Regions from separate parts of the Homo sapiens genome. Here region 2 is linked to region 1. A link is a contact called in ENCODE Hi-C or POLR2A ChIA-PET data. All regions are on one chromosome and are shown on one strand. Each heading gives the region's core, a stretch centred on a gene start or an enhancer-like site at or near the end of the contact. The rest is flanking DNA. Distances are from core to core; before and after follow the strand shown.

Region 1 (3,817 bases), core at 403-2,902:
TAAGTGCGTAGTCCCAAAATATTTCACCATGAGCCATTTAAGACATTTCCTGGGACCTAAATTGGCTGAAATTCTCATTCCCAGAAGCACAAGAGGTTGAGCACAGTGGCTCACGCCTGTAATCCCAGTACTTTAGAAGGCTAAGGCAGGAGGACTGCCTGAGCTCAGGAATTCAAGACCAGCCTGGGCAACATGGTGAAACCCCATCTCTACAAAAAATACAAAAATTAGCTGGGCGTGGTGGCGCATGCCTGTGGTCCCAGCTACTCAGGAGGCTGAGGTGGGAAGATCACTTGAACCCAGGAGGTCAAGGCTGCAGTGAGCTGTGATCATGCCACTGCACTCCAACCTGGGCGACAGAGTGAGATCCTGTCTCAAAAAAACAAAACAAAACAAAAAAAAGCACAAGGAAAATGGGTGAGTTATAACAACATACTTGGATGTCTCTCCAGATCAATGGGAGTGGTTAACAGAACCACTTGCAAGAGATGGGACAGTAGCAATGCTTTCATATGGGGCAGGAAGTTGCACTGGTCACAGGCAGCATAGCACTAGTGGACAGTGCCTTCCCGGGCTGCAGAGTCAGACAGTCTCAAATTAAAAACACAAGTGAGTGGTGGAACAGGGCTATATGTATAAGGCCTACTCCAGCACAGTCATAATTTAGCGATATAAAGCATGCACTGCACCTAGCACAGTGCATGATACATAAAAGTCAAAAATGTGTTGCGATTCCTACCTCATGCTTCCACTTTCTCCTGAGGAATGTAAGCAATGATTATTTTTCAGTGGTACCACCTACCAGGCATGTGGCACCCTGCCTGCATCTCATGTAATCCTCACAATCGTGCTCAGGTTACTATTAATATCTCCATCTCACAGTTAAAACGGAGTTCAGAGAAGAAACTTGCTCAACTTAATGCCACAGTTAAGTGACAAGGACCAGTGTTCCTATCCAAGGCTTTCTGATTTCATAGCCCCCACTCTCAACCATTAATACCAACTGTCTACGTGGGAAGCCTTGGGGACCAGAAGCGCCGTCTGAAACTTCAGCCACGGCGTCTAAGGTGTCTAACGTCCTTTTCACGACCGTCGCCTGCTCAAATCTGCCCTTGAAACTCTGAGAGACAGGGGTCCCGTTTCTGGCCCTGACTTGCCCCTGGCTTCCTGTGCAGCTAGTAAGTCCTTTGCTCTCACTAGCCTTTAGTTTTTGCTTCTGATAATGGGCAAGTGGGTATGTAGGGTGGCACACAGCAATACTTACAACCCCTGCAAAATGAAATATATTAACCTCGCTTAACGTTTTAGAATTCACATCAAGCCAAGGGGACAGACGGCGGACTCGAGACAGAAGACGCCGACGGTTTACCCCTTACCCCCTTCCTGGTAAAAGTATACTGAGTCCCATCCCACCTCTACTCCACTGTCACCCCTCAGGCGGGTCCAAGGTCAGGGATGGCACAGGCCCTCACCCCCTCGTTGATGTGGTCGTAGATAGCGTCCGCGCCTTGATCGAAGGCGCGCTCGAAGAACATGACGCCCACGATGATGGTGAGGGCGAAGGTGGAGGTCCTGCGGAACAGCAGGGAGTACAATTTCGAAGTCAACGTCGCGGCCGCCATGTTTCTTCACAGTCCAACTCGCGCCACCGCGCCTGCGCTGGGGCCGACCTCGTTCCCCAAAGGCCCTAGACGTGCAACACTTTATGGGATTTGTAGTTCCTCTGAATCTCAGCCTTCGTGTTTTGAACCACAGAGGTATTCCTATCCTGGGAATGAGGAAAAAAACTCAAAAGGTTCATATCAGGACAGCCCAGATAATCTGATAAGATTTATTACCCAATTTTTCTTCTCCAGAATTCCTGGCTGTTAGAATATGTCAAACTACAACTCCCAGAAGCCCTCGCGCGCCATCACCTTCTCCCCGCCCTCCGCCCAGTCCCGGCTTAGATTCCCAAAGCTCTCTGGGAAGGGCGAACTGATGGCCAAGGCGAGACTACGAATCCCAGCAAGCAGTACGCGACGCGAGGACGCAGGAGGAGGAGCCCGGAGCTGCAGCCACCGGGGAGCCAGGTACCTTCCGCGAGACGTCGAGGGGCGAGTCCTAGTCTCTTTTCTCCGCACTGGAAGACTTGAACACTTCCTTCTCTGTGCGTACGCCCTGCGGCGGGACGCACCATTTCTTGGGATAGGGTGTGGATAGAGGGGCGAGGGCAGCTGGGTTCCCGAGACCCTGGCTCAACTCTTCGCCTTGTCCCCTGCACCAGCCCCAAGTCTAGGCCAGGAGCTGGAGCCTGCGGCAAAAGTCTTGTCCTGGAGGTTAAACCCTTCACCCTGGATTAAGGGCAGGGACGGATCTGCCCTGCTTCCTGTTCCTCTCACCCCTGGGCTTCGCACCGGGCAACCCTGGTTTGGAAGGCTGGAGACTTGGAACCTGCTTGGGATTGAAAAGAGCAAGGGCTTTGGAGTACCTGGGGCATTCAACAGATGTTTTCCCAGCGCCTGTTCTGGTCCCTGCTCTGGGGACCCAGCAGTGAACAAAGTCCTTGCTCTCACAGAGCGCTCAATCTACGGAGTGGGCGGGTGGGGAGATGCAGTACAGCAAACAGATAGTGCTTTGGTTGACTGGAGAGGCAGTGGTGGTGACATTGCACCCTGGGTAGCTGCTCTGGGGGGTGACACTTGACTAGAGACCTGAATGAATAGTAGAGTTGAACAGGAAAACGTTGGTGCAAAGGCCTTGAGGCAGCTACAGTCCTGGGATGTTTGAGGGAAAGAAGTAGAGTGGACTGTGAAGAGGTTGACTCCGGTCAGCTCATGTCTGGCCTTGGAACCCACCTTACGGAGTCTTGTTTTCTTTGGTTTTTGTTTTTAGAGACAGGGTCTCACTGTGTTGCCCAGGCTGGTCTCCAACTCCTGGGCTCAAGCAATCTTCCTGCCTCGCCCCCCAAGGTGCGTGAGCCACCGCGTCTGGCCAAGGAGTCTTGTCTTTTTCTAGTTGCACTAGGAGGCCATTGAAGGGTTTTCAGGAGAAATGCGACAAGATTTAATGTGCACTTTAATGTCATCATCCTGGCTGGTCTATGGAGAGTGGACCGCAAGGGGGAAGTTATTGTAGTAGATCATTTGAGGGAAGATGGGTGGTTATTTATTTGAGATGGAGTCTCGGTCTGTCGTCCAGACTGGAGTGTAGTGGTGCTATCTCGGCTTACTGCAACCTCCGCCTCCCGGGTTCAAGTGATTCTCCTGCTTCAGCCTCCCGAGTGGCTGGGATTACAGGCGCCTGCCACCATGCCTGGCTAATTTTTTTTTTTAGTAGAGACAGGGTTTCACCATGTTGGCCAGGCTAGTCTCAAACTCCTGACTTCAGGTGATCCTCCCATCTTGGCCTCCCAAAGTGCTGGGATTACAGGCGTGAGCCACCATGCCCGGCCTGATGGGTGGTAATTTAGGTTAGGGTGTGGAGCAGGGCAGTGATCAGATTTGGGATGTAATTTGGGAGGGAGGGCAGACAGAGCAAGCTAGCAGATGTGTGTAGGGTGCACAGGAAAGAGGAATTGAGGAGGATATCTAAGTTTTTTTTGTTTTTTGTTTTTTGTTTTTTTTTGAGACAGAGTCTCACTCTGTGCGGCTGGAGTGCAGTGGCACAATCTTGGCTCACTGCAACCTCTGCCACCCATGTTCAAGCAATTCTCATGCCTCAGCCTACTGAATAGCTGGGATTACAAGCGGATGCCAACACGCCCAGCTCATTTTTGTATTTTTAGTAGAGACAAGGTTTCACCATGTTGGCCAGGCTGGTCTTGAACTCCTGGCCT
Region 2 (3,817 bases), core at 560-3,059, 590 kb before region 1:
TTGACTCCCAGAGAAGAGCAGGAGCCTTTCCTGCATTTCCGTTCAACATTCAAGCGCCTTCTCTCTCTCAGAACTAGTACCCTAACCCTACTCGGTAAAGATGATGCCTACTTCCCAGCCAGGGTGCCTGGTGAGATTCAAAGCCACCACCATGAAAACACGGGAAACTCTAAAACCAGCTATGTGGCAGATGTCAGTCTCAAACATGAGATTGTTAATTGCCTGGATCCCTGGGGATACTGAAGGGACTGAGGGCAAAATAACTAACTGCACTAGTAGAGGAATAAGACTGGCTTGAACTTGCATTCCCACTCTACCAACTCCAAACTTCACTGTCCTCATTTGTAAATAGGTTGCTATAAGGAATAAATGACGTAACACATGAAGTGTTGGGCACAGTATCCGGCTCATAGTAAATGACCAATACATCCCAGCTATCATTATTCTACATTAATAACAACCATGACACACAGCTACGATGTGTGTGGGGGGAGGGGGAAGACTTGAGAGAGCAACCTTTCCTATCACTCCCTCATTTCACAGGTGAGGAAACTGAAGTCCAGGAACAGGTTCGGAGCCAGCTCCCCGCTTTCCAGAGTTGAGGAGAGGAGGAAGGAGAGAGGGGGGAATCGCAGGAGAGGGAGAGAAGCCGGCGGGATTCGAGGTAGGCCTCTGGGGAGCGAGCCGCATAGCTTGCAGGGCTGCATCTGTGAGAGTGAGGGGTGAAGCCTAAAGCAGCAGCCCTGCGTGATGGCTCATGCGTGTAATCCCAGCACTTTGGGAGGCCAAGGCGGGAGGATCGCTTGACCCCAGGAGTTTGAGACCAGCCTGGGCAACATAGGGAGACGTCCTCCCATGTCCCTACAAAAAAAAAAATTTAAAAACTGGCCGGGCGCGGTGGCTCACGCCTGTAACCCTAACACTTTGGGAAGCCGAGGCGGGCGGATCATTTGAGGTCAGGAGTTCCAGACCAGCCTGGCCAGCATGGTGAAACCCCGTCTCTACTAAAAATGCCAAAAAAAAAAAAAAAAAAATTAGCCGGGTGTGGTGGGCGCCTGTAGTCCCAGCCACTCGGGAGGCTGAGGCAGGAGAATCGCTTGAACTCGGGAGGCGGAGGTTGCAGAGAGTCAAGATCGCGCCACTGCACTCCAGCCTGGGTGACAGAGCAAGACCTTGTCTCAGAAAAAAAGAAAAAAGAAAGACAAAGAAAGCAGCAGCCTTGATTTGAGAGGGAGGCCCCCAGTGGGGCTTGAGGGCGGGACTACGGAAGGCAGGGGATGGAAGCAAGAAAAGGCAGGTTCCGTGGGAAAAGCGAATTAAGGGCGTAGGATTTGGAAGCGGGGCTTGGAGGATGTGGGTCTGAAATGAAAGGGGGGACTAAGGGAGTAGGGAAGTGGGGCTCTTAGGCGGTGAGCCTGAGGGGACAGGGGCTCTCCTAAATGAGAGACCAATGGGAGGGAGCTGGGCTCTTGGAAGGCGGGGTCGAAGGGAGCGAGGTACTGGCCTGTGGAGTAAAGGAGCCGCGAGGTGAGTGCGGCGGGGGTCCGGCGGGTGACGTACAACATCTCACCTGTCTTCGGCGTCGCGGCTTCAGCCTTCGTGTCTGGTCGGCTCCCGGAACTGCCCCCGGTGCGCCTGCGGCCACCGGGATCCCCGAAAAGCCCTAGCCGGGCGCTCAGGCCGCTGCCTTGGCAACGGCGTCGGACGCCGCGGTGCCCGCGGGGAGGGGCGGGAAGCGCGTCACGGCGAGGGGACGGTCCCGGAAGTGCGCCAGTCGTACCTTCGCGGCCGCAACTCGCTCGGCCGCCGCCATCTTGCGAGCTCGTCGTACTGACCGAGCGGGGAGGCTGTCTTGAGGCGGCACCGCTCACCGACACCGAGGCGGACTGGCAGCCCTGAGCGTCGCAGTCATGCCGGCCGGACCCGTGCAGGCGGTGCCCCCGCCGCCGCCCGTGCCCACGGAGCCCAAACAGGTACCTCTCCCCCGCCCCTCAGCCTGCAGCCGGAGGGTTGGCCTGGGCGCTCCTTACTCGCACAGGAATAAGCGGCCGGCCGCTATGAAGGGCTTGGAGGGACTGCAAGTCCCAAGAGGCTGCGCGCTTCCCGCGCTATGGTGGTGTTCTGGTAGCGAAATGAGCCACCCTGAACGGGATTCTCTAAGTGGTCCGCGGAGCAGCCCCGTCGGCACGAGCCGGGAGCTTCTTAGAAATGTGGAGTCTCCGCCGTAGATCTTTTAAATAGGAATCTACATTTGAACAAAATCCTAAGGTGATTGATTTATAAGTGCGAGAGGCGCTGATCCAGCCCATCCTCTGATCTTATGTAGCAGTTGGGGCCGCCGGCCACAGCCTTTCCCCAGTAATGGCTAATTTCCCAGCCTGCACGGTACATCTTTGGATGTTAATTCTCAGCATCTATTTCGGTGTCTGCCCCAAGCCAGACACCGTGCCAGGCTCCCACATTACCGGAATGAATGGGGCATGGTCCCTGCCTAGGGAGCTCACAGGCTAACGAGAAGACAGACATATGAGAATGCTCACCAAATGTTTGTTGTCCCAATGGCCATCGATGATACAGTGCCAGCCCGCCCTTAATAAAGCTCTCCAATCTCGAATGTGCACAAACCATTGTAGTATGGTGTGATATGCCCTGTGATAGAAGTTTCAGGTACAAATCTAATGAACATTGTTTGCTGGGCTAGAAGGGATATTAAGGTAGGGAAGCCCACAAGAGTGAGAGGTAAATTTCTTTTAGAAGAAGGAATAGGAGTTTGCCAGGTAGGTGACTAGGGAAGGGAAATAGCATCCTTTATTCATCCAGCAAATATTTATTGAACACATACGCTGATCATTGCTTTGGGTTCAGAATAAGGGGGGCGGGGGGGGGGAACATGACTGAAGAAGCCATGCCTTTTCCACAAATATTTAAGTGCCCGTGTGTCCCTGGCATTTTCCCAGGCATTGGGGGAAAATAAGGTAATAGCCAGATAATATGCGCAAAGACACCGAGGTGAATCAAACGGTGTCTCTGATCAAGAGTAAATGAACAAGTGTTGAAGCATAGACTTAGGAGCGTAGTGGCAGGAGATGCGATTCTTACTTAGGATTTGAACTTTTCCTTGTAGACAGTGGGAAGAAAAGGGAGTGTTTTAAGCCAAATAGTGACATTTGTGTTTCAGAAATTCAGGTAGGCAGACGTGTGGAGAATCACTATGAGGGGAGGCCAGTCACGCTATTCCAAAGAGGCTGAAGGCCTGGCCGAGATTAGGGCAGAGGGGGTAGGCAGGCTCTTCAGCCAGAGTGGTGTGTTAGAATCCTGGTTCTGCCAGTTGGACATTAAGCTCTCCATCTCTCAGTTTTGTCATCTGTAATGTGGAGATATTAAGAGTTCTTGGCCGGGTCCAGTGGCTCACGCCTGTAATTCCAGCAGTTTGGGAGGCCGAGGCAGACAGATCACTTGAGGTCAGGAGTTTGAGACCAGCCTGGCCAACATAGCAAAACTGTCTCTACTAAAAATAAAAAATTAGCCAGGTGTGGTGGTGCATGTTTGTAATCCCCACTATTCGGGAGAGAATTGCTTGAACCTGGGAAGCAGAAGTTGCAATGAGCCAAGATCATGCCGCTGCACTCCAGCCTGGGCGACAGCAAGAGACTGTCTCAAAAAAAAAAAGAGTACTTAATCTTATAGGCTTCTTCTAAAGGTTATAAGAGTTAATATATTTAAAGTGCTTGGGAAAAATACCTGGGATCTACTCATAGCTTGATAAAAGTTTTTTTTAAGAGACCGGGTGTCGTTCTGTCACCCAGGCTGGAATGCA

What was found. A loop is a pair of places that touch in the nucleus more often than their neighbours do. ChIA-PET counts read pairs that join two places held with the same protein, here RNA polymerase II (POLR2A). Pooled maps may share reads with other maps.
Region 2: a loop to region 1 is called in a map of ascending aorta, with 23 times the contacts of the local background. The contact joins the promoter of SF3A1 here to the promoter of UQCR10 in region 1. A Hi-C loop is called at or near these places in 2 of 168 maps with a recorded cell type or tissue (ascending aorta and naive thymus-derived CD4-positive, alpha-beta T cell), 3 of 37 single-sample maps with no recorded cell type and 12 of 50 pooled maps. POLR2A ChIA-PET finds 5 or more read pairs at or near these places in 3 of 52 experiments (HEK293, WTC11 and activated T-cell).

What each region holds. Positions count from the first base shown.
Region 1 is chr22:29,765,204-29,769,020 of GRCh38, reverse strand. UQCR10 (ubiquinol-cytochrome c reductase, complex III subunit X) reads right to left here and starts at 1,652. Exons shown (of 2, transcript NM_013387.4): 1 at 1,473-1,652. The coding sequence starts at 1,622. It overlaps ZMAT5 (zinc finger matrin-type 5), which reads left to right and starts at 2,014. Exons shown (of 6, transcript NM_001003692.2): 1 at 2,014-2,149. RefSeq lists enhancers at 1,521-1,570, 1,480-2,129, 1,931-2,160, 2,130-2,779.
Region 2 is chr22:30,354,886-30,358,702 of GRCh38, reverse strand. SF3A1 (splicing factor 3a subunit 1) reads left to right here and starts at 1,809. Exons shown (of 16, transcript NM_005877.6): 1 at 1,809-1,973. The coding sequence starts at 1,911. CCDC157 (coiled-coil domain containing 157) reads right to left here and starts at 1,696. Exons shown (of 12, transcript NM_001017437.5): 1 at 1,571-1,696. RefSeq lists an enhancer at 328-927 and a silencer at 1,863-2,112.